Linked DNA regions of Homo sapiens: all the other regions are linked to region 5. A link is a contact called in ENCODE Hi-C or POLR2A ChIA-PET data. All regions are on one chromosome and are shown on one strand. The core of a region is the stretch at or near the end of the contact, and the rest is flanking DNA. Distances in the headings are between cores, read along the strand shown.

Region 1 (5,291 bases), core at 976-3,475, 240 kb after region 5:
TCAAGTTATTAACAATTCCTAAAACAATCAGTGTTTCAGAATATCTCCTCATGGGGCTGTGGTATGATGTATCTGACACTGCAGTTGCCAGACTCCTGTGATTCTGACCTCTTACATCACTGCAAAGCAATACCTGACTTTGCATATGCCCTGTGGTATTACAAGGGTGAGCCACCAGCTTGAGTCTTTATTGCCTGGGCCTTTATTTCTTTTCCTTTTTTCCATTAGTTGTTTTTTATTTTTATTTTTATTTCTTTTGAGACAGAGTTTCACTGTGTTGCCCAGGCTGGAGTGCAGTGGTGCAATCCTGGCTCACTGCAACCTCCACCTCCCAGGTTTAAGCGATTCTCCTGCCTCAGCCTTGCGAGTAGCTGAGATTATAGGCACCCACCACCAGCCTCGGCTAATGGTTGTATTGTTAGTAGAGACGGGGTTTCACCATGTTGGCCAGGCTGGTCTTGAACTCCTGACCTCAGTGATCTGCCCACCTCGGCCTCCCAAAATGCTGGGATTACAGGCGTGAGCCACCACACCTGGCCAGATTGTTTTCATTGTTTCTGTTTTTCTTATTAAATAAATGTTATATATCTAGCATAGGGATTTTAGAAAAGGAGCCCAGTGATGGTCCTCTCCTTGGTTCTCAACCCTGTGATCTTTGTGTTTTAACCCCTGCCCTGTCACTTTAGGGATCTGGAAGCGGGAAGGAGACATCTGCGAGTGCTCAGATGACTATCTCGATACACTCAGGGTGTATTTTCTGGGGTGACTGTAGGGGCATCTCGGTTCATTTGGTGGCAAATCCAACTTTTCTATTCCCTAACGAGGACTTTGCTGCCTTTATGATTTTTCTCTCACTGCCTGCTTTTGGAAAAATCTTCTGACAGTTATATTTACCAGTAGAACTAGAAGGGAATGCTTCAGTCTATCCTGTGTTTAGAGTCATGGAGTTGGAGGAGGTTTGGGTGGGAATCTGAGTGACAGCCAAGGAGAAGGAGATAGGGCCGTCTTGGGGTTTTCTGCAGTCTCAGACTCTGGGTCTTTGTATGACCCTTGGGAACATGAAGCAGCCAGGGAATGGAGCCAGGACCACTTTACCCCAGCAAGACTCCCAAGCTATATCTTCAAAGGTCTGAGGGACATGGTGCATTCACTTGTCTTCTGCTACCCACAGATGACCAGCTCTGTGAAGGAGGCATCCCCTGGCTTGGGTAGGCAGAAAGTGTTGGAAAGGAATTGAAGTAACATTTCAGTTTGAAGGTTTTGTAACAGATGGTGGTGGCAGCTGCTCTAGGAGAGACAAATGAAGTTAGTGAAATGGTCCTTCATTCAGTCTACCTTGTGCATCCATCCATTTAGCCAACTGTGTTGATACGTATGATGAACCAGGCCCCATGTCGCACACTGGGATGATAAAGAGAGAACACCTGGCCACAGCGTCTGGAAACTCCTTATCTAAGAAGAGGGACAGACTCATGCCCACATGATGAGTTCTGTTGAGTACCAAGGTAGCAGAAAAGGGGAGCTTTGAACTCCATTTGGGAGTAGCCAGGGAAGATGGCCTTTCTGCAAGATTCTTGAGGGAATGATCAGGCACTCAGGCCTGGGAGGGGAGAAGACATCAGACGTCAGGGGATGGTCAGATGCCTGTGCAGAAGGTAAAATGAAATCTGTCAGATAAAATCTACAAAAGAATAGCGGTTGGAGAGTTGTGGGCACAACAAATGCAAAGACCATCCTGGATAAAGTTAAGTTGGCAGGAAGCAAGAGAAAAAGGGGAAAGAAAGTATCAGTATGCAGTCGCTAGAAAGGATAGGACAAAATAACCCAACTTGGAAGGCCCCAGAAAGACAAATGATTCAAGAAGCACCGTCTGTGTCTGAGACGCTGTCCCTGCACAGCAGTGTTGTCCAGCTGGTGAGAGATGAGGATGAGAGGGAGTTTGAATCTGTTCGCTGCTCCTATCTACCTGTTGAAAATGTCAGAGCTGTGAGTCTGCTTCTGGGCTGGTGGCCAGGGTCTGTGGCTCCCAGCGCTGTAGTGTCCTGCCACGTTTGTCTCAGTTGGTAATTGGGTAGAAAACCATCTCCTGGGGCTTGGTGACCAGGGTATGAGGGCACTGAACACAGTGCCAGAGCTTCCAGAAGTGCTGGGGCAGGTGCATCCCTTGCTGACTTGGGGCCCCATTGAGGCTCTGCGTCTGTTCCTCATGACTCATGAATGTGTTCCTCATGACTGTTCCTCATGACTCATGTTCCTCATGACTCATGACTCATGAATGTGGCTGAATTGAGGGCTAAAGCCCTGGGTCTCTCTTACAGCATTGCTTTGGCATTCACCAGGCCAGGGCAGGCGTGAACGGTGGAATAGGGAGTGTGGTAGGATGAGGTGGAAGGTGGGGTGTCCTTTTTCATTCCCCAAAACAGCTTTCTTGAACTATCCACCAGGCTGCAGGGGGTATCGTTTACCTGGGGACTGTGTGGTGTCCCATCTCTAGGGAAGAACAATGTTGCCTCCTAGTGGCTGTGTCTGTCTTGGACACCGGTATCTGAGAACTGAGAACAATATTTGTTCCATAAATGAGGCATGAATATTACTCTTTAAAGATTCCCTGTTGAAGGCAGGCACAGTGGCTCACACGTGTAATCTCAACACTTTGGGAGGCTGAGGCAGCAGGATCACTTGGGGCCAGGAGTTTGAGAACAGCCAGGGCAACAAAGTGAGACCTCATCTCTACAAAAAAATTAAAAATTAGCCAGGCGTGGTACCACACGCCTGTAGTCCCAGCTACCCAGGAGGCTGAGGTGGGAGGATCACTTGCACCCAGGAGTCCCAGGCTGCCGTGTGTTATAATTGTACCAGTGCACTCCAGCGTGGGTGGTAGAGCGAGACCTTGTCTCTTTAAAAAAAAATAAAAAAGGCAAGACCATCCTGGCTAACACAGTGAAACCCCATCTCTACTAAAAATACAAAAAAAATTAGCCGGGCGTGGTGGCGGGCGCCTGTAGTCCCAGCTACTTGGGAGGCTGAGGCAGGAGAATGGTGTGAACCCAGGAGGCAGAGGTTGCCGTGAGCCAAGATTGAGCCACTGCACTCCAGCCTGGGCAACAGAGCAAGACTCTGTTTCAAAAAAATAAATAAATAAAAAATTAAAAAGGAAAGAAAGAAAGAAAGATCCCTTGTTGAAGCTGAATGCCCATGCCCAAATTCTGGCCTTCTCTCTACCTCCTGCTTTTGCAGTAGCTTTCTAATGAGCCTTCCTGACCTCCAGTCCTTGTCACTGAAAGCCCAGTCCTGCTTGTCTTGCTGTCTGTGTTCAAACACACAATAGCCCCTCATTGCCAGTAGCATAAAGCTGAATCTCTTACTGGACATGGAAAGTTCTCCGAGGTCTGATCTGTTCACCACATGCACCCATAGGCACCTCTGAACAATCCTTGGTTTCCCACCTTTCAGGCACACTTTTCTGTCTGTCTAGAACGCCCTCACCAGTCTAGCCAGGCCAGAGGTTTCCAGTTGTTCAAATTGTAATTCACATGGTGCTGTTTCAGTGAATCATGCTCATATCTGGGAATGACCTGAATTCTATCCCAGCTCTGATGTACCCACATGGTAACATTAGAGACAGTCATAATAGCAGCTACTGTGTATTGAGCACTTACTACACAATACACAGTATTGTGTAGTAAGATGGGCCAGGGGTGCACATCGCAAAACTTCAGGGGGTGCCATTTACATCGAATACAGAAGAGAGGCACTGCTGGCCACTGTGCCAAGACCTTCATATAGATAATCTCAGCCCTAACAGTTGGACTCTGTTACCGCCATTTTACGAAGAAGGAAACTAAGGCTACAAATGTTAAGTTTCTTGCCCAGGGCCACATAGCTAGTAAACAATTGGGCTGGGCTGTAGTCAACTCAGGTCTCTTTCCAAAGCCCATGGTCTTTCCATGGCACTCCGCTCCCTCCTTAATAGATGCTAAGTTCCGTGAGGGCGGGATCCCACTTTGAATTGTTTTTAGTCTTCCACCTCCTCCATTGAGCTTGATAAATGTATATTGGTCAAAATCCCCAGTCCTGTCTAGTGCCAGTTACACATCAGTGTCTGTAGTAGAGACCCTGGCGCTAGCATGAATTCTACCAAGCAGGCTAGACTTTACAATCAATCAATAGAATAAAAGGAAGGAAAATAAACAGTTCCTCCCAGCCCACTGAGTACTATTGTCTTGTCTCTTAGTACCACTACAAGGAAATGCTAGATCATGAGCTGGGGCTACCAGAGAGCTTCATAGACTTGACCCCAACACTTTAGCTGGATGACTTGGAGAAAATTACCCCAAAGTGTCTGCAGTGACTTCTGTGACCACCACCAGCTTCCCAAACCAGCCCATCCAACTCCCTTTTCCTGAGTGAGGTAAAAACTGGTAGAACCAAGGAATGCTGAATTTCCAAACGCCTCCTAAGGGAACTGAAACCGCAAATTGGCCACTTGGCTGAGAAATGCTCTCTTTCCCTCCAACACACACTTTCCTTTTCCTTTAGCTAAAGAATCCATAGATGAGTCTCACTTTGTGATACACGTGCTCCTGAAAGCTGTGTGGAATTGAGTCATTTTCTAAATTCACCAGGGAATCTTTCCATTTTAAAGAAAATCTCTAGTCAGTTATAAAACCAGATGCTATCAGAGACAGAAAGACCATTAGAGGTTTATCTAATTCAGCTTTCGTCTCATTTTACAGATGAGAAAACCAGAGAGGTTAAGTGACTTGGCCACAGTCACACAGCTCGTTAGCGATAGGAATTGACCTTAAGTCAAACAGAGCCTTAGGTCCTCTGATGCTGGTGCCAGTGCTTTCCCCTTTCCAAACCTCTTTCATAATGAAATCACCCAGCCCCTACCCGTGTCCCTATTCACTCCCACCAAAAAAATCCTCCATATAGTCTGTTTTACAAATTCATCCATTCTTCTTTCAGGGAGGGTTTCATCTATACTTCTGGCTTTGTCTGCTTCCAACTCCCTTTGGCCATTTGCACAGATCAGCTTTTCTAACAGAAAGGTGTGCAGAAAAAAGTTGAAATAGCAGGTCTGTTTTAGGATAAATAGTTGGGACGCTTGACAGCTTGCACCTGGTTTCCCCCAGACTTTACTCCATGCACCTTTTTCCATGCTATTTTTGCTCTGTAACCTTTTGCTCTAATACATTGTGCCTGTGAGTACAAGTATATGCTGAGTCCTGTGAGTCCTCTTAGCAAATCTTCACAATTGGGGTGCTCTTGGGGACCTCCAACAAAGA
Region 2 (4,808 bases), core at 1,970-4,469, 220 kb after region 5:
TAGGCACCTGTAGTCTCAGCTACTCAGGTGGCTGAGTCAGGAGAATCGCTTGAACCCAGGAGGCTGAGGTTGCAGTGAGTGGAGATCACATTACTGCACTCCAGCCTGGGTAAGAGAGTGAGACTGTGTCTCAAGGAAAAAAAAAAAAAAGAGAGAAAAGAAAAATCACCCTAGCATCGGTGGAACAGTGATGGGCAGAGGCCAAGGTTAGTAGAGAGACACTGGCTGGGATGCTACCTTTGTAGTCTACATGAGGGATGGTGGTGGCTTTCCCTGTGAGATGGAGGGAAATGGACAAAGTCAAGAGATGTCAGGGAAGTAGAAGTACAGGTCTCAATACTAGATTTGATGTTTGGGGAGTAGAGAGGAATAATGATGAGGGAACCAGCCCCTGCCTCCAGCTCGAGAGATTTAATAGACCTTCCCAGATAGAAATGTCCCGGTCATTGTGTGGGAAGGTTAATTTAGAAGAGCATATGGCATTTGTTCTCTGCCTGCTTCTGAGAAGAACACTATTAGCCCTTTTCTAAGTCCTTTCTAAAACAAAAACAAAACCCAAAGGATTTGGCTTGCAACTGTCGATGGCAGAGGCTGCTGCAAGCAGGACTTGGTGTTTTGCTGATTCGAACATTGAGCAGAGGTATGTGGTCTGGGATTCCCTGTGAAATCAGCCCCAGAGCCTTCATCTCCAATAGCCTGTGCCAACCTAGAAGGCCAATATGAAAGTTGAACGAGGAACTAGGAATGGTCCTGTCCCAGAGTCCCTTCAGAGGAGGTGAGCCAGTATCAAATCCGACCTTGCTGGGACCCCAAGGGATGTTCTGCACTCAGATTTTATAAATCGTCCTTTGTGCCAGGTCCCTTCCCGGGAGCCACAGGCATGACTTAGGTTGTTGCGTGGATTCCCTTACCTAGGGCATAGAGAGGCCATGCAATTGATCATTGCTCTGAGGCAGTCAGAAAATGTGGAAGGAGGCATCCCAGCTGAAACATCTGCCCTAAGCCTCCTTCTTGGCCCTAAAACCTGCCTGGAATGTTCACCACCCCCAACACTCTCCCCAATCCACCCACCTCCTCTGGGTCTTTGCTCAGTGAGACCTTCCCTGACCACCCTCTATCAAACTGCATCTTTTCCCTTCCCTGCTATATTTTTCTCTGTAGTATTTATCACCACTGGGTGTACACTGTCCTTACATTCATTCTTGTTGTTTGCTAGTCTCCCTCTGTAAGATAAAAGCTCCAGGAGGGAACTTCCGTGTTTTGTTTGTTGTTCATTGCAGTATCCTCAGCCCCCATAGTGGTGCCTGGAACTCAGGAGGGGCTCAGTCAATATTTGTTGAATGGATAGTAATAGTAATGGCTAGCTTTTATCAGCTGAGACCCTATGCTTACAGTTCACTGAAGAGTTGAGAGACAGGCATTGAACAGGCAATTTCAAGTGTGATGATTCGTGTAAGGAAAAGTGTAGGACACGATAGTAGCACGGTGGGCTTCCCTGAGGAAGGGGCATTTGGCTGAGACCTGAAGGGTGATAAGACCCTGAAGAGAAGAGTCTTCCCGGTGGAGGGAGCAGCATTTGTGAGGGCATAAGGTAAAGAGAATGGGGCTGACGGGATAGAACTCACAAATGAAGTGTGCAGAGGCTTGTCTGGATGTGTCCACGGGGGCTGGAAGGGGCTGGATTTTAGAAAAAGTATTAAGATCCCAGCCTTGATCCTCAGGACAGCGTGAGGCCATCAAAAGGTTCGGAAGGAAGTTTGGAGGGCAGAAGGCTGGAGGGAATGCTTCCTTGCCCAGATGAAGCCTGAATGACTCGCAGGGCTGGGGCAAGCTGCCGCCAGTTTTATCCACAAAGCAGCAACCACTTCTGCTAAGATAGTGATGACTCCGAGCCCCTCCAGCTCCCCTGTTCTCCTCAACCCTGGTCTGAGCGCCTGCTTTGTGCGAGTCATTCAGGCTTCATCAAGGCACTATGTTAATGTTAGGTCCTTCTTACAGATCAGCCCACGTAGTCCTCACAGCAGCTGGTTGAGGAGCTATTATCATCATCCCCACTTGGCAGTGGTAGGTAGAGGCTGAGGCTGAGAGAGTTGCCCAGGTTCACTCTACTGGAAGGAGCCAGCTCTGGAATCTGGAATTCAGCCCCAGGCCTCTCTCAGTCCAAGTCCAGTGCGCACTATCTCTTTCATGGACTGCCTCCCATTCTCAGGATCCTAATGTCTTTATCTAACCCTGCTGGTGGCCAGAAGCCTCTACCTGGTACCCGTCACAACCCAGGTGAGACCAGGCATCTCAGGATGCCTCACCTGACTTCCAGCTGGAATCCAACCTGAGCTGTGCAGTTGGCTCAAAGGGTGGCCAACCAGAGGAGCAGATTTATCCACATTGGCATCAGAAAAACCACTCTAGGCCGGGCACAGTGGCTCATGCCTGTAAGGCTCATGCCTTGAGAGGCTTTCCCTGTTCTCCCAGCTCTCACCCCACCACCAGTAATCTGTGCTTAAACGAGCTGTCTTGCCTTTCCACGCAAATGAATTGGAGATGGTGAGGCTCCAGGCAGCAGCAGACGCATCTCAAAGCTGGTTTGGGGCATAAGAGCTTTCTCTCTATGAGAATAACCTGCTTCGGAGCCTTCTCAAGGATAGGGAGGTTGGTATTTATATAAAGTGAGGTTTTCGAAATGAACAGAGGTATGAGCTGCCTGGCAGTGTCCTGGAACGAGCCAGTTTGTAAAATAACTACTTTTTTGTTGCTTTGGGGCTAGAATACATTATACCAGAGTAAGAGATGGTAACTGACTACATTATTGTATTTATTTCTTAGGAATGAAAACACTATACTATTCCTATTATTGGGGATGCTTTGCCTTTTAAAAAAATTATGGTGAAATATACATAACAGAAAACCTACTGTCTTAGCCATTTTTAAGTGTATGGCTCAGTAGCATTAAGTACTGAATTATTGTGATGATTTGCCTTTTGAAATCCAGAAAAGAATACCTGGGTGTATTTTGTCCAAGCATGTAATATTGCTTCCTTGACTCCTATTTATAGTTTCTAACATTTGCATGGTTTATTCCAGTTTGTATAGTCTATATCACACATCTTGCCTCATTGAACCCACCTGGGGCCTGGGGTGGGCTGGGCAAAGGACCAGAGGAGCTTAGGTGCTGGGTGGTCTTTGTTTCGAGCATGTTCTAGTGCCATCTAGCGTCTGTGGGACCTTGTGCTGGCCAGGCTAAGGCTGTTGGATTTCCCCTGCTTGGGGCGATGGCTCTGTAAAACCCAAATAGCTTTAAAAGAGCACCAAGGAGATGTTTGTCTTTTTAAATCAGCTGGGATTTTTTTTTTTTTCCAGCTCTGATCCCTTGGAAACTTACAACTAAAATTCATTTCATTAGCAGTCAGAACAGTGTGTCCCTTTGAAGTTCAGACAGGGTGAGATTAATATGAACACGATATTAAGCTATTAAGCATCAGTTTGCCAAACCTATTTATAAAGGAGAGCGGAAGACGGAAAATAAAGGAGGCTGCATTAAGAGGCTCCTTTGCCAAGTCCACTGTCTCTTGTTGGAAAATGTGTCTCAATAACCCGTTTTTGTGTGAGAGAAGAGAAAAAGAAAACGTGTGACTGTGTGTGTGTGTACACATGCTTCAATGATGTGTGATTATCTAATAAGAGCAATAATGCAGCGTGGCTAAACTTACACAGTGTTGACTGTGTGCCCAACACTGTTCTTAGTGCTTTATATTTAAAATTTGTTAAATCACACAACAACCCAGAAGGAGTAGGTGTCATTATTTCCCCGTTTTATAGATGAGAAAACTGGGGCACACAAAGGTTGGGTGGTTTGTCGAAGGTCACAAAGCCACAGTAAATATTTTGTGATAGAGAAATTGTTCAGGACTCAGAAGCACATGGATTTTTAATTCGGGTTTCAGGTGATGTTGCGTTTTTTCTTCCTATCCATACATCACTTTTGAGCGCCTTACAGTCCCGATAGGAGAGGACCTTACATAGTGCTTGTCAAGTGAATGCAGCGGTTTAAGCCCATGTGGGGTTTTTGGCTTGTTTTAACGCACTCATAAGTAACGTACTCATGCGGGGCCGTGTATACAGAGGGAAGAGCACCACGTTAGTCAGCAGGTTTGAGTTTGGTCCTCAGCTCTGTGGCTTCCCAGCCACGTGACCCTGGGCAAGTGACTTCCTCTCCCCAGCCTCAGTTCCCCCCTTTTGGGGATAATAGAATGAGTTTTATAGTGTTTTGGGGTTTTTATTTTGAGAGGATAAATGAGATACTGATTAAAACAGCCTCTTGTCTAGTGTTTGGCCCATGGTATGTGCTCATTAAATTTTACCTTTGTTTACCTTTTATCTGGAAACTTAAACTTACTTAGCTCTCCTTTTGCATTTTCTGGCATCTCCTGCAGTGATGATTCATCTTCCTTATGGCCTAAGAAGGCCAAGTCCATTTGTCCATTTTCTTTTTTCTTTTTTTTAGTTGAGATGGGGCCTTGCTATGTTGTCCAGGTTGGTCTCGAACTCCTGGGCTCAAGCAGTCCTCCTGTCTCAGCCTCCCAGAATGCTGGGATTACAGGTGTCAGCCATCATGCCCAGCCTGAGTCCATTTTCTTTTCCTTTCTTTTCTTTTCTTTTCTTTTCTTTTCTTTTCTTTTCTTTTGGAAAAAACTGAGACAAGGTCTTGCTCTGTTTTCCAGGTTGGTCTCAAACTCCTGGGCTGAAGCAGTCCTCCTGCCTCAGCCTCCCAAAGTGCTAGGATTACAGGCATGAGCCACCATGCCCAGCCC
Region 3 (4,751 bases), core at 883-3,382, 230 kb before region 5:
AGTCTGAGCATCTTTTGCATGTTTTGATGTGTTTGCATTTCACATTTCTATTTTTTTTAAGACAGGGTCTCGTTTGTTCATTTTTTTTTGGAGATTTCTGTTGGGTTTATTTGGCCTTTTCTTACTGATGTATAGAAATCCCTTATGTGTTTTTTCTGTATTCTTGATACCATGTATATGTTATAAATCTTTTTCATTTAGATCTTTCTGATCTTGGTTTTGTCACTGACCAGCTCTGTGATTTTGGGGACATTGTTTGACATCCACAATGCCATTTTTGTCCATTGTGAAGGAGAATACACTACCTTTTAGTTATTGTATTACTGTGAAATGCCAGTGAAAGAGTATAAGCGCTCTGAGCTTTGGGTTCATTTGATTTTCACCAGCCATTTTTTTCAGCTGTAAAGTGAGAATACACTGCTTTTCAGTGAGATGCCAATGAAAGAGCATATGAAAGTGCTTTGGAGACTAAAGAATACCTTCACATGTACAGCATTTTGTCCTTTGGTTTTATTATGACTCATCCCTAGGAGGTGGCTTCTGTGAAGCATCCTATGCTTCTACAGATTAATCAAATTCTGAGTGGTGGGTGTCACAATGTAGCACTTATCTCTTTTTATTCTACACCTTCTTAGGGGAGGAACAAGGTACATAAACAAGATATGCTCACATTGAACTCCTGTGTTCTTGGAATGCATTGGGTGGGATGGAGGTGGAGAAGTACAGATAGCAGGGGAATCCTACTACTTTGCTAGTCATGTTATGTGCCCCAAGGATTGACAATCATTTCTAAAAATGGAACCAAATGTCTACAAGGTTAGAATTAGGCTGTCTTTTCTTACTATCCTGGTTCACTTCTCAATTAGAACTCAGGTTTCAGAGGCAGCTGTTCTGTTCCACTATCTTTTCTGTTCACTGGTTCCCTAACTATGGAACAAATGAGGATATAATCTCCTGTCTGGCTATCTTTTGACTAATGGCTGTCCTCAGCAAACAAATAATTAACCAAAACATGGTACTATTCTATGGTTTGGGGATACTCAGACTCAGATACCACCACCCTTAGACCCAAACAACCCCATGCCCCTGACCTATGTCCCATACTTTTTTTTTTTTTTTTTTTTTTTTGAAATGCAGTCTCGCTCTGTCACCCAGGCTGGAGTGCAGTGGAGTGATCTTGGCTCACTGTAGCCTCTGCCTCCCAGGTTCAGGCGATTCTCCTGCCTCAGCCTCCCGAGTAGCTGGGCTATGTCCCATGCTTTTGAAGACCCCTCCTGTAGCCATGCCTGTCCCGTTCCGTACCACTCTTCAAGTACCTAGCTACCCAAGAATTACCTGGTAAAATGTCCTGAGCTTGCTTCCAGGGCCTGCAGAGCCTCTCCTTGAGTCCGTCTGCCTGAAGATGGACCAGTTTCTGATACATGTATCCCTAGGTCCCACATGTGTATCATGGGTGACCAAGAGGGGTATTCTCAGCTTGGACCTGCTAGCTTGAACACCTGTGCACAAGGCCCCTTGGGGTGCAGGAAGGGACTGGAATGTGGGGAAAGTGGTGGGAGTGGATTGGGGCCAGAGTCCTCCATTTGGACTCTTGCCCCAGCTCTGCAGCTGTCAGGGTCAGGTCTGCCCCGAGGAGCCTCTGCCTTCTGACCAACTGCTTATTTTATAGATTTTTAAAAAAGCCTTTGGGAAAGGTTTTCTTCACCACTGATTTAGAGACTGAGTATAGCAGGCTCATCATAGAGCCCAGTTAATCTTGGTGAATAATTCACAGAGAGTGGGGTGGGGAGGTGGAACAGGTGAGTTTCCTGAAGGGAGGCTCTCTTAAGTTGCCTCTCCTCTGTCTCTTCCCTGGTTAGGCGATGCTGCTGATGCTTTGTGAAAAGGAGGAAGGATTCTGCTGACACACTGAATTTTTATGAAAGAAGGCTAAGGGTTCCCTTATTCATCCACACGAGGCACATCTGCTTGCAGACAGGCTGTCTGCTTCTTAGGGATTCCTTCGTTGTCGTTTTATTCTTTTCTGAAGGTTTTAAGACACAGTTTGGTGCATTCCTTTCTGTTCTCTAGAGCCAGGGGGAAAGTCATAATATATCAGAGCTCTTGCCGAAGAGCTTAAAATGGGCGCTGGCAGCTGGGATGTGGGGGAAGAGAGCTTTCCAGGGACAAGTGACCTGCTTGTTCAGCCAATGAGAAGCAGGTTAGAGGAATGATATCACCAGACAGGCTTTATTGTCTGATCATCTCGTAAAAGCATGATTGTTTCTGGCAACTTAACCCTTTTTTAGGCACTTCAGGTCTCACCTGCTTCCTGGTATATGACCTCTAAGTTCCTTTTGTCAACTGTCTGCTATGAGACCACAGAGATTAAAGACTAAAATTAGTGGAGGATATAGGGGAGTTGTAAACCATCATTTTAAAAAATAGAACTTATTAAAATTTAGAACCTTTGCTAACATGGAAATGTGATTTAAGCTGTGTTTGGAGAACACATCTAAAGTAGATATTGGTTGTAGTCATGTTGTGTCTGATTTTTACTGTGTAGACTTGAGAGGCAAGAGAGGTCAGAGGGGGGAAAATTGACCCTTTAGTATATTTTAATTTATATAGTGGAATCTTATTAGGTATTTCCTATTTTGGAGGAATTGAAATTAGTTCTGTAAATTTGGAAGATATGTTATCACAGATCCAGAGGCCAATTTTGAGTAAGAGATATTTGCAGTATCTGTTTATTCTTGTACTTCTTTGTTGTCCCTACCCCATAGAAATGACAGTGAGTTTACCTCTTTTTGCTTCCTTTCCCTCATTGGTGAAATGAATGTTCCTACCTATCTGATAGAGTTGTTGAGATAAGAAAATAAATGAATTCCTGTGATTTTAGATTGTCCTATATATAATATAATGTATTATTATTATGGCATTCATGTCTTAAGGTTATATGTTCATTCATTGATTTGTTCAGACTTTTTACAACATCTAGATGCTGGGCATAAGAGATACAGGGATACAAAAAAATACAGTTCTTACCCTTAAGGAACTGAAAATATCACGAGGGAGACAGATAGTAATAAAACTGTTTCATACTTCCTTTTTTATTTACCATGTGCCAGGCTCTGTTCTGAGTACCTTGACATACATTAACTAATTTAATCTTACTGCAGTCCTATGAAATAGATAGTTATTGGCTCTATTTTACAGATAAAGAAATTGAGACAGAGAGAGGGTAAGTAACTTGCCTAAGGTCACACAGCTAGTGTGTGACTAATGGCACTAGGGCTCTAGTCTGTGCTCTAAATCTGTACTGACCAATATAGTAGTCACTAGTCACATGTGGCTTTGGAGCACTTGTAATGTGGCTGGTTTAAATTGATTGGGCTGTAATTGTGAAATACTAGATTTCAAAGACCTAGCATAAAAAAAAATCTCATGTTGAAATTGCATGTTGTAATGATATTTTGAATATACTGAGTTAAGTAAAATACATCAAAATCAATTTTACTTTTTAATTGTGGCAGTTATAAAATTATATACATACGCTTGCATTTGGGACTCACATTAGTCTTTTATTGTACTGTGCTATTCTAAATCATTATACTGTAATAATAGTAATAGCATATGAAATTTTTGAGCACTCACTGTGTGCCACATACTGTGCTAATATCTTTTAAAACACTTTCAGTTAGGCCCCAAAATAGCCCAGTTTATTATCACTATTTTATAGAAGGGGGAGAAGGTTTTGAGACATTTAGTAATTTGCCTGAAATTAATCAACTAGTTAATGGCAAATCCAAAATTGGAACTGTATATGTCTGACTCAAAAACCTGTGAGTTTTATGGGTTTTTTTGGTGTTGAACTCCTGGCCTCAAGCAATGCTCCTGCCTCAGCCTCCTGAGTAGCTGAAATTACAGGTGCAAGCTACCACACCCAGTTAAAAAACCTGTGTTCTTAATCAGCACACTACAGTTCCATTCATAATTAAATTTCAGACTATTTTCTTTGTTTTAATTTTTATAAGTATATTTAATATTGCATACTTCTATATCTGATGCATAAAGGTTCAAAATAAAAATTACCAGTCTGTAAAATAGACATCTTGTATGGAACTGTCTTTTGTAGAGCTTCAGTGAACACCAGCACAGTTGAGCCTGAGATGAAGCAGTGAGTCAGCCTATACAAATTGTATTTAATTTTCATTCCATATAGTTGTGCCAGTCACTGGGCAATTTATGTCCTGACACTCTTTGTCCATAGAGAAGGGAAAGAGGGGCAATGCACCTCTCCTTTGTTGTTTAGCTCTCTTGGCTGTTAAGAAAAAATTGCTTTCTATTTCATTGTCTTCCAAAATGCTGTTTGTGTTTGAGAGAGCAACAAAATGCTGTCTAGTGACCCCTCACTTTTCTTTCTTCTAGAGCAAAGACTCAGGTGGACTGAAGGCCGCTATGATCGAATTGGTGGAAAGGTTGAAGTTCAAGAGCTCAGACCCTAAAGTAAGTATTGTTTGGAATTGATTGGGTGTTGGTACCCCAAGCATTTCATTCTCCTTGAGCTAAAATTGTGAGGTGTTGATGATCATCTCTCTGAATATTGCATTAAGATTTAATTAAGCCTGCCCATCAGAAACAGTGTCCTGATATGCCTAGAGATAAGTCATCTATTTTTCTCCTTCTCTATTTTATGACTTACAACACATAATCATTCATTGTTTTCCCTGAACTGCAGACAGGTGCATTTTTAATCCTCCTTTACCAGG
Region 4 (5,283 bases), core at 636-3,135, 190 kb before region 5:
GATCTTGTACGTATTTTGTTAGAATTATACCTAAGTATTTCATTTTTGGAGGTGCTAATGTAAATGGTATTATCTTTTTAACTTAAAATCGCGCTTGTTCACTGCTGGTATATAGGAAGGTGATTGACTTCTGTATATCAGTCTTCTATCCTATAGTCTTGCTGTTGGTTCCAGGAGGTTTTTTTCTTTTTTTTTTTTCCTTTTTTTTTGGTGAATTCTTTCAGATTTTCTACATAGACAATCTTATCATCTGCAAAGACAGTTTTATTTCTTCTTTCCCAATCTGTATACCTTTTATTTCCTTTTCTTGACTTGCTGCGTAAGCTAGGATTTTCAGTACAGTGTTGAAAAGAAAAGGTGAGAGGGGACATCCTTGCCTTGTTCCTCATCTTAGCGGGAAAGCCTTGAGTTTCTGACCATTAAGTGTGTTGTTGGCTGTAGGTAATTGTAGATGTTCTTTATTAAGTGGAGGAAGCTCCCCCCCACCCCATTCCTAGTGTACTGAGAGTTTTTATAATAAATGAGTGTTGAGTTTTGTCAGGTGATTTTTCTGTATCTATTGTGATTTTTCCTCTTTAGCCTGTTGATGTAGATAAATTATATTAGCTGATTTTTCAAATGTTGAACCAGTCTTGCATACTTGGTATATATCCCTCATTTATGTCATGGTATATAATTCTTTTTTTTTTTTTTTTAACAGTCTTGCTCTGTCACCTAGGCTGGAGTGCAGTGGCACCATCTCCCCTCACTGCAACCTCCGCCTCCCAGGTTCAAGCGATTCTCGTGCCTCAGCCTCCTGAGTAGCTGGGATTATAGGTGTGCACCAACACACCCAGCTAAATTTTGTATTTTTAGTAGAAGTGGGTTTTCACCATGTTGGCCGGGCTGGTCTCAAACTCCTGACCTCAGGTGATCCACCCACGTCAACCTCCCAAAGTGCCGGTATTACAGGCATGAGCCACCACACCTGGCCTATAATTCTTTTTATATATGGATTAATTTGACTTGCTAGTATTTTGTTGAGATTTTCTTTAAGCCACATTTCTTTTAAAAAATAGTTTTTAAAAAGTGTTACATGTTATTTTAGAAAATTTGGACTGAGAAGTGAAAAAGAGAAAAGTACTTGTAATTCCACCATTCACAGATAACCACTCTCCAACATTTTGGTATTTATTTTGGTCTTTTATAATGAAAATAATAACAGTAACAACAGCAATAGTAAATACCATTATATTATTTCATTGAGTGGATACCTGAAGTAACTAAGCGGTTAACTGAGATAGAGTTCCAGTGGTAGTACCTTATTAACAAAGTGGAGGTGATGAAAGAAGTAAAGATACAAATGACTGCTTTTGCCTGGAGGCTTCTGAAGAAGATGAGAAAGATAGCTTAATGAAGAGTTTAAATGTTCACTTCAGTAAACTTTTGTCCTTTCATTCTCAATACCCCATTGTAAAACCTGCTCATTTCAGGCTTCTAACTAGGTCGCTGAGGATGACATCACTGAGAATGTTGGTAGTGGAATGCTGTTCAGAGTTTATGTCTACCGTGTTTCTAGGCTGCTGAATAATTTTCTAAGCCTGGTGGGTGGGCAGTTGTTTTATTCACAAATAGTGGCTATTCCACTGATACACAAAAGACACAAGAAATAGGAGATCTTGCCATCCATTGAAAAAGCCTTGACCTCCTTGTTGATGAAGTTTTTCCCTTGCCTGCCCTCACTGGAGTCTGGCCTAAGTTTGGAAGGAGCTGTCTTGGAGTACAATGTAGGAATAAATGCTGAAGGCTAAACAGATGCCTTAACTTTGAACTTCCCAACTTGAAGTTTCCATAGACACTGGCAAGTGGGGAGGACACTGTGCTGTGGGAGTGTGGACAGCTTGTAGCATCTGAAAAAGTTCCATTTCCTGCTTTTTTGTTTTTCTGTTTTAGAACAATGGCCTTTCAAATGAGGAAGAGGGAAGTGAAAATGGACTTTTTGGGGAGATATTTAGAGTCTTCAAACTCTATTTCATGCAGTCTACAATTTTTAAAGTTATTTTTGGAGTAGTCTCCTTAACACCTTGCAGGAAATTTGGCTTGTAGGACTGTTACCAAATAGGGGTCCTGACCCAGACCCCAGAGAGGGTTCTTGGATCTTGCTCACGAAAGAATTCAGGGCGAGTCCATATAGTGAAATGAAAGCAAGTTTATTAAGAAAGTAGAGGAATGAAAAAATGGCTACTCCATAGGCAGAGCAGCCCCAAGGGCTGCTGGTTGCCTATTTTTATGGTTATCTCTTGATCATATGCTAAGCAAGGGGTGGATTATTCATGCCTCCCCTTTTTAGACCATATAGAGTAACTTCCTGGCATTCCCATGGTATTTGTAAACTGTCATGGTGCTGGTGGGACTGTAATGGTGAGGACCACCAGAGGTCATTCTCATCGCCATCCTATTTTAGTGGGATTTGGCCAGCTTCTTTACTGCAAACGTGCTTTATCAGCAAGGTCTTTATGACCTGTATCTTGTGCCGACCTCTTATCTCATCCTAAGAATGCCTAACCTTCTGGGAAGGCAGCCCAGTAGGTCTCAGTCTTATTTTACCCAGCCTGTATTCAAAATGGAGTGGCTTTGGTTCAGACGCCTGTGACAAAACAAATGTTTCTGAAATATTCAGTGTAGATTTGGATGCTTCTCTTTTGAGTAGCTTCCTGCTCCTAACCCTGACCATTATTCTCAGTTCATCTCAGCAATACTTTTCTGAAACAAATTGTTTTTCAATCTCTCTCTCTTTCTCTCTCTACCTCCCTCCTTCTGTCTCTCTCTACCTCCCTCCCTCCCTCTCCCCCTTCCAACTCTCTCCCTCCCTCGTCTCTCTCTCTCTTTCTCTATCTCTCCTTCTCTTTCTTTTTCTTGTTTCGACAGATTCTCATTTATAACTCTTTTGAAATGATGAGTTGTAAAAGTACATTAGACTGGACCAGAGGAAAGTTTCTAAACCTAACTTTATTATCGTACTTCTCTGTGACTTTTTTTCCCCTTCACCTATAAAATTAGAAGGTTAGATTCAGATGTTCAATAGGTAGTTCTGACCATACAGTGGTCAAAATTTTCAAATTGCAGTGCTATGTTATAATTTCAATACAATGCTATGTTTAATCATATTCCACTTCACCCTAATGCAACTATAACAAAGATATATCAGCTTGATTGTAACTAACATGCCAAAGGTTTTGATGTCTTAGGTTGGAAAATGCTTATTTGTTAATTAGAGAATGAGAGTGGGAAAAAGGCATAAAGGTTTTGTAAAGCGGATTATTTTTTCCTTCAGTTTTCATTTGTGACCTGATCTGTATAAAATACAGTGTCATGCTGAAAACCCTATGTAATTAAAGCCATGGGAAATAGAGAATTTTAAAATCCATGACTCATTCACCTGCTGCAGTCTGGCCCACACCTTTACTAAGTGAGATGTCAGCTTCCTAACTGAACCACATGTGTATGTGAAGTCTAGTAAAATAGGTTGTGAGTCAGTTTTTATTATGATATCCATTTTTAGTTACTGGTAGCCATTAAGAGAGTTTCTCAGGCATTCAGAAAAGTCCATCCCTTAGTGAAAAGGTTTGGTCTCTGAGAGAAGGACCTAGTCATTTGAGACTCAATTTATTTCAGGAGTAGAGATCCATTGATCAATGATCACTGTAAAGCATAATAGCCCTAAAATACATACACTAAAAATAAAAAGGAATTATATAAACACAAATCACAGTTCTCAATCTGATACAGAATTTACAGGGACATTAATAACATTTAATACACTTTCCCATTTTCTCCAGCACCAAGGAGAGCACCTGCAGAGAGTATATGAGGGCTTATGACACTTAGTCACTTGATGTGTGAGCAGATACATGTCATACAGGCCTTATTTTGCACTGATGTCCTTAGTAGTGTTACAAAAGCTGCGTAAGGTATCAAGCTTCTTTCGGTTTCTAAGGGGCTAATTAAAAATTAATCTGCTACCCCCTCCTGTAGGCTTTGTCTTTCACAGTTTCCTTTCTTAGGTTTTCCCAGTTTGACTTCCCTTCTGGCAGACTTTTATAGTGAACAGAGCACCAGACTGAGAACAAGAAGATTGGAGTCTTTCCCTCTTCTACAGGTTTGCAACCGTGTCCATTTCCTTATCTGTAAAAGGAAGGGGTTCATTTAGATGACAACTGTTTTCTCTTCCAGTTCTAAAATCCTCCATTGGCTTTTCTTCTGCCTTTCTCCTTTTGTCTACGGTTTACTTCTTCCCTGCTCCCTATCTCAGCTACACTCATAATATGCATAGTTGTTTTAAAATAATCATAAAATAAACATGGTTGTGAGGAAACATCAATAAATACAGTTGCTGGTAAAATTTGGAGTTTAGAAGTTCTCATTTTGATAATTTCTCACTTTGTTAGCCTTTCTTATGCCCTAAGCATAAATATAGCTAGCAGTTGTATTTTCTTTGGTTTGCAGTTGTTATAAAATAAAACAATAATATATTTGCACCCATGATAGTAAAAGTTTAAAAGCTTGATATAATCCAGTATTGGCAAGGGTGTAGGAAAATGCTTACTTTCATATGTTGTTGTAGGAATGTAATCAATACATCTTTCTCAGAAGGCACCTTGGCAGTATGAACCAATATTTTTAGAGTATATGCCAATTTACTAAGTGGCTCTAAACATCTTTAAAAAACTCATATGCGTATATTAAGAGATATAGCCAAGGATGTTTATTGCTGTGTTGTTTATAAAAGCAAAAATTTGGAAATATCCTGTACTTCCATTAAGAGAGGAATGGTTAACTAGGAGACATGCACACACTCACACACACACACACACACACACACACACACACACACACCCTCCATCTCCATATCATACAGATAGTAAAAATAGTAGAATGAAGTTGATCTGTATGCACAAATATATCTTAAGTAGAAAAGTAAGACAACCATATTTTCCCTATGATTCATTTATATAAAAACTACTTAATTATCTATATACATATATGTACATAACTATATAGAAAAATGGCTGGGAGGATACATACCAAACTATTAACAGTAATTGGGGCGGAGAGGAAGAATTTCGTTTTTTGTTTTGTTTTGAGATGGAGACTTGCTCTGTTGCCCAGGGTGGAGTGCAGTGGTGCGATCTGGGCTCACTGCAACCTCCACCTTCTTGGTTCAAGCAATTCTCCTGCCTCAGCCTCCCAAGTAGCTGGGATTACAGGCACCCACCACCATGCCCAGCAAGTTTTTTTGTATTT
Region 5 (4,545 bases), core at 1,216-3,715:
GTAACCATACACATCTGGAGAACCAAAAGCAAACAAACAAACAAAAAAATTCCAAGATATCAAATTGGAGAAGTGAAAATACAGTATATGTTTTATAAGACAATCAAACTGCCATGCCCATGGTGATTTCAGGAAGCTGTCTTCTCAGAGTGAAAGCCAGGGGTTACTTTGTGGGGTAAGGATAAAGAACAAAAAGATACACTGCATAATGAAAGGGCATCAGAATGAATAGAAGATAATTCCCTTGGACATGAGATGCAATGAAGTCAAGACCCATATTTTATCTCTGCTGGAGGCAGTCTTATTTGTTAGTAAAGTGCTAGGATAATAAACCATTGTTCTCCTTGCCAAGAACGTCAAAACAAATACAAGCTTCTTTGCTCAGTGCTAAAAATGTCTGAGCCTTTGGAGAACAGCTGGGCAGAAAGCGATCTTGTTCAATTTCAGCACATTTTTTCCCAAGTATTAGGCTGTCCGAACTCAGCCCACATCAAATCATCCCAGGCACCCAGTGCTGGGACAGACCTGTCATGAAAACACAGCCTATCAAACTTGAGCGAGTGGAACGCACAATAAAACCACTTTAAACTTGTCCAACTCTCTGTCTGAAGGAGCAAGGACTTTGAAGCACAAAAAAGCTACTTTAAACAGATAATTCCTTTGAGGTGCTTTTTTCATAAATATAAAAAAAAATGTTGCTGTGCTTGCAAAATTCTGTATATTGATAAGGCTCTGGGAGCATTAGAAATGATTTATGATCTCCTGGCTACCAATATCACTGTTGCCTAAGGGACAGCTTCTCCTAAGAATTTGCAAAATTGTTCTCCATGCTATCAAGTCAGCTCTCATTAAAGTATGTCTCATTTGTGGCTTGTGATTTGTATTAATTTGGAGGTATGTCATTTAGGATGTTTGGGGATTCAAGTAACTAAAAATTAAAAATGAATTCAACTGGCTTAAACAATAAGAACACTTCTTTTATCAAATAACAAGAATCCCAGAAGTAAAGTAGTCCAAGGTGGGTTAACCCAGTGACTCAAATGATGTCATCAAGGACCCAAGTTCTTTCTATCTTTCAGTTCTTCCATTCTCATGCTAAGTCCCCTCATGGGCCTAAGGTGGCTGCCACAGTCCCGCGCATCACAGCCAGATCTAAAAGTATCTAAAAGAAGAAGGAGTGTTCCTATGAGTTTCTTTTCATCACTGAGAATAAAAAAATCTTTGCAAAAGGCCTATCAGCAGACTGTCTATCGAGTTTTAGTGGCTAGAATTGTATCACATGCTTATGTCTAAGCCACTAACTAGACAGCAAATAGGATCACAATGCACCTATTAGACTAATTTACATCTAAACACAGGGATGGGGGTTATCTATGACTGATAAGATGATGGAGCAGACACCCAAGTAAATGTGTGGTACGGTCAACTTAGAAGAAAAGAGAATAGGCTGTTAGGTAGGCAAGCATCTGTGTCTGCTATAATTGACATGAAAGGTAAAATAAGTTTGGTCTAATTGAATTTTTTGGCTTAACTATGGTATGTATATATTTAAAAAAACCTTCTTACTTTCATTTTTTAATAGGCAGAATGTTGTTCTGCTGCCCAGACTGGGGTTCAGTAGTGTGATAATAGCTCACTGCAACCTTGAACTCCTTCAAGAGATCCTCCTGCCTCAGCCTCCTGAGTAGCTGGGACTTCAGGCATGCACCACCATGCCTGGCTAATTTGTTTTTATTTTTATTTTTGTAGAACGGGGTCTCATTATGTTGCCCAGGCTGGTCTCAAACTCCTGGGCTCAAGTGATCCTCCCACCTCAGCCTCCCAAAGTGTTGCAATTACAAGTGTGAGCCACCATGCTAAGCCAAAACCCTTTTAGATTCTGGCTCTGGCTGTTAAAAATTATTCTATATTAGTTCACTTCCCCCCTACTACTTAAACTGGAATGACACCTTTGGTGTGTCTATACCTAATGACACTCACCTTTCCCCACCCTTTGAAACTCCTCTTTTATTTCCATCCTCAGGATCTTAGGAGTAAGCCTCCTTCACCTGTGTTTGTGCAATGCTGTCTTCCTAGCCACAGATGATTGGAGCTGAGGTGTACAGCGGAACTTAGCTAAACCAATCAGCTTCTTTCTCTGAGAATTTCAAATTGGGGGAAACTCTGGTTGCATCAGTCTCTTCATGCGCTTGGATCTATAACATAACCTCTAGAATTGTGGGGCAGCAATTTTTCTGCCATTTGGGACAAGAAGCAAAAACTAGTGTAAGGGAAAGTAAAAATGAAAAAGATATACAGTGAGTAGTTTCTACAAGTTTTGGCTCCATAAGGCACTTTGAACTACCCCTTCACCACACACAGGCACGTGTACACACACACCTCAAAATGCATATGCAAGCCAGCTTGAGGCAGCTTATGTTACTTGCAACCAAACAGTCCTAACCAAAAAGGAACACAGTGTCCCTTTTCAGAGATGATTGAGGATCTTGCAGAATGCTAGGGTCATCCTGAAGAACTGCCAGTTCTCATTTCCTTTGTGCATAGAAAACTGAAGACAATGAGTCATACCTGTCATAAATTCACCCCAGACCTTGCTACAGACGTTGCCTTTGTTTGATTTAAATCTTCACTATTGGTTTGGTTTCTAATACTTTTTACTCTTTTTTCTAAAAGTATTCAACAAAACACTCAACAGTAACAACAACAAATAACTGTGTATTATGTGAATGGGAGGTGTTATGTTGTGTCTTGGAGAGGCAGGGAATGGGACTAATATCTATTGAGTTCCAACAATTTGCTTTGCATGTATTGTTTACTTTTATCCTTATCACACACTACCTACTAGTAATAACAAAACGAGGCCATGCCTGGTGGCTCATGCCTGTAATCCCAGCGCTTTGGGAGGCCGAGGTGGGTGGATCACTTGAGATCAGGAGTTTGAGACCAGCCTGGCCAACATGGTGAAACCCGGTCTCTACAAAAAATAAAAAATTAGCTGGGCGTGGTGGTGGGAACCTATAATCCTAGCTTCTTGGGAGGCTGTGGCAGGAGAATCACTTGAACCCGGGAGGTGGAGGTTCCAGTAAGCCGAGATCGTGCCACTGCACTCCAGCCTGGGAAACATAGTGTGACTCCATCTCAAAAAAAAATATGTGTGTATATGTGTGTGTGTGTGTGTGTGTGTGTGTGTGTATTTATAACAAAACCATTTTACTAGTGTGGAAGCTGAGTCTCAGAGAAGTACATTGATTTTGTTAAAGTCACACAGCTAGAAAGCCATGGAAGATTTTAAGCCCAGGCTCCAGAGAATCAAAGTTGATGATGTTTTCACTATTCCACGTTGTTAAACAGAAAAAAAAAAAGTGCTTTGATTAACCATCCTGTTAGGTAGACTCTGATTAACTGACATCTGACTCTGGCTATTTTTATTCTCACAATATAGGATATTCTCTACCATCAGGGAGAGAAACAGAGACAGGGAGAATGACCTTGTAGCACCAGATCTATTACGGATATTTCTGCATTTTTAAAATTTCTAAATTAAGCACTGCTACCTCTGGTAAAAACAGAGGATAACATTTTTTAACATGTGGAACAAACAAACGCCAGGGAAGATTAAATGAGGGGCACAAGATCCTTAGAGACAGAAGCACTTTGTAGCCATCCCTTCTCGCTGTCTTAGTAGGTGTACATTCTCAAGCTGTTGATTTTTCTTGACTAATTAAAGATGATTGGAGTTTTAGAGTTTGGCTTTATTTTTGTTTTTCTCCATCTTTCACATATCCCAACTCACACACTGTCTGCTGCTGCCAATTAGCAAGAACGTGGGAGAAGAGTTAGTCCTGGCTATAACCAGGCTGGATACAAACCTGTCACAATGAGATTAGGGATATTCAGGCAAAAGCATTTACCTTAATGTGTTTCGTTCCTAGCAAAACAATCATGCAAATGTTTTAAGTCAAACTTTCCAAAACAGACACAGTCATGCAAAGCTGTCCATGTGAAACAGGTTGCCAGTCAGAACCACCATTTTTATCTTCCACTGCTGTTCTGTAGGCCAGTTAACTCTTCTCTACCCATAGAATGTCTTCTTTGTTTTTAGATGTTTAAAAAAACCACCCAGTTGAATTGTTACATTACAAAAAAAGGTTACACTTTTGTTTTTAATACATTCCAACATTACAGGAATGAAATGCAGAAATGGAAATTTGGATTTGAGTTTTTCATACTGTCAGTAGCCCTTCCTGTAAACCTTGCCAATATCAAGAAGGTCTTAAAAAGTGTAAACTACAGGAAAACTGCAATTAGTCAAAATGCCCTGGGTATGGGAGATTCCAGGTTATCTCAGAGTTAACCAGAAAATCCTTTTCACTTCAACCCTTGCCATTGAAAGTCTCTGAAAAGCGTGAGTTGAGTTTCCTGCCTTAAAAAGCACAGTTTACTCTAAATGCAATTTAATGTTTGCCTGATAGTTGAGGGTCAGGGTGGACCTCAGGCTAAATATTCTGGACCCCAATTCCCATTGTCCAGAAAAAGCAAAACAAA

Evidence for each region. A loop is a pair of places that touch in the nucleus more often than their neighbours do. ChIA-PET counts read pairs that join two places held with the same protein, here RNA polymerase II (POLR2A). Pooled maps may share reads with other maps.
Region 1: a pooled map shows a loop between it and region 5 (2.9-fold over the local background). The contact joins two enhancer-like sites. A Hi-C loop is called at or near these places in 1 of 168 maps with a recorded cell type or tissue (PC-9) and 3 of 50 pooled maps.
Region 2: a map of endothelial cell of umbilical vein shows a loop between it and region 5 (2.6-fold over the local background). The contact joins two enhancer-like sites. A Hi-C loop is called at or near these places in 2 of 168 maps with a recorded cell type or tissue (PC-9 and endothelial cell of umbilical vein) and 3 of 50 pooled maps. POLR2A ChIA-PET finds 5 or more read pairs at or near these places in 1 of 52 experiments (PC-9).
Region 3: a map with no recorded cell type shows a loop between it and region 5 (8-fold over the local background). The contact joins two enhancer-like sites. A Hi-C loop is called at or near these places in 3 of 37 single-sample maps with no recorded cell type and 2 of 50 pooled maps.
Region 4: a map of GM12878 shows a loop between it and region 5 (1.9-fold over the local background). The contact joins two enhancer-like sites. A Hi-C loop is called at or near these places in 1 of 168 maps with a recorded cell type or tissue (GM12878), 11 of 37 single-sample maps with no recorded cell type and 4 of 50 pooled maps. POLR2A ChIA-PET finds 5 or more read pairs at or near these places in 2 of 52 experiments (MCF 10A and activated T-cell).

The regions. Positions count from the first base shown.
Region 1 is chr11:36,147,631-36,152,921 of GRCh38, forward strand. The region is part of intron 4 of LDLRAD3 (low density lipoprotein receptor class A domain containing 3); the gene reads left to right. Among named protein-coding and RNA genes, the nearest start is that of COMMD9, 140 kb to the right of the region's middle. RefSeq lists enhancers at 1,648-2,847, 1,787-2,360, 2,240-2,419. Within about 2 kb of position 2,226, at least 14 of the 41 ENCODE cell types and tissues checked have a DNase peak (open chromatin) inside an H3K27ac peak, as active enhancers do.
Region 2 is chr11:36,128,717-36,133,524 of GRCh38, forward strand. The region is part of intron 4 of LDLRAD3 (low density lipoprotein receptor class A domain containing 3); the gene reads left to right. Among named protein-coding and RNA genes, the nearest start is that of MIR3973, 120 kb to the left of the region's middle. Within about 2 kb of position 3,220, at least 5 of the 41 ENCODE cell types and tissues checked have a DNase peak (open chromatin) inside an H3K27ac peak, as active enhancers do.
Region 3 is chr11:35,680,849-35,685,599 of GRCh38, forward strand. It overlaps TRIM44 (tripartite motif containing 44), which reads left to right. Exons shown (of 5, transcript NM_017583.6): 2 at 4,411-4,488. Among named protein-coding and RNA genes, the nearest start is that of TRIM44, 20 kb to the left of the region's middle. Within about 2 kb of position 2,133, at least 4 of the 41 ENCODE cell types and tissues checked have a DNase peak (open chromatin) inside an H3K27ac peak, as active enhancers do.
Region 4 is chr11:35,720,231-35,725,513 of GRCh38, forward strand. The region is part of intron 2 of TRIM44 (tripartite motif containing 44); the gene reads left to right. Among named protein-coding and RNA genes, the nearest start is that of TRIM44, 60 kb to the left of the region's middle. RefSeq lists an enhancer at 1,965-2,064. Within about 2 kb of position 1,886, at least 3 of the 41 ENCODE cell types and tissues checked have a DNase peak (open chromatin) inside an H3K27ac peak, as active enhancers do.
Region 5 is chr11:35,905,751-35,910,295 of GRCh38, forward strand. No RefSeq gene overlaps it. Among named protein-coding and RNA genes, the nearest start is that of LDLRAD3, 36 kb to the right of the region's middle. Within about 2 kb of position 2,466, at least 8 of the 41 ENCODE cell types and tissues checked have a DNase peak (open chromatin) inside an H3K27ac peak, as active enhancers do.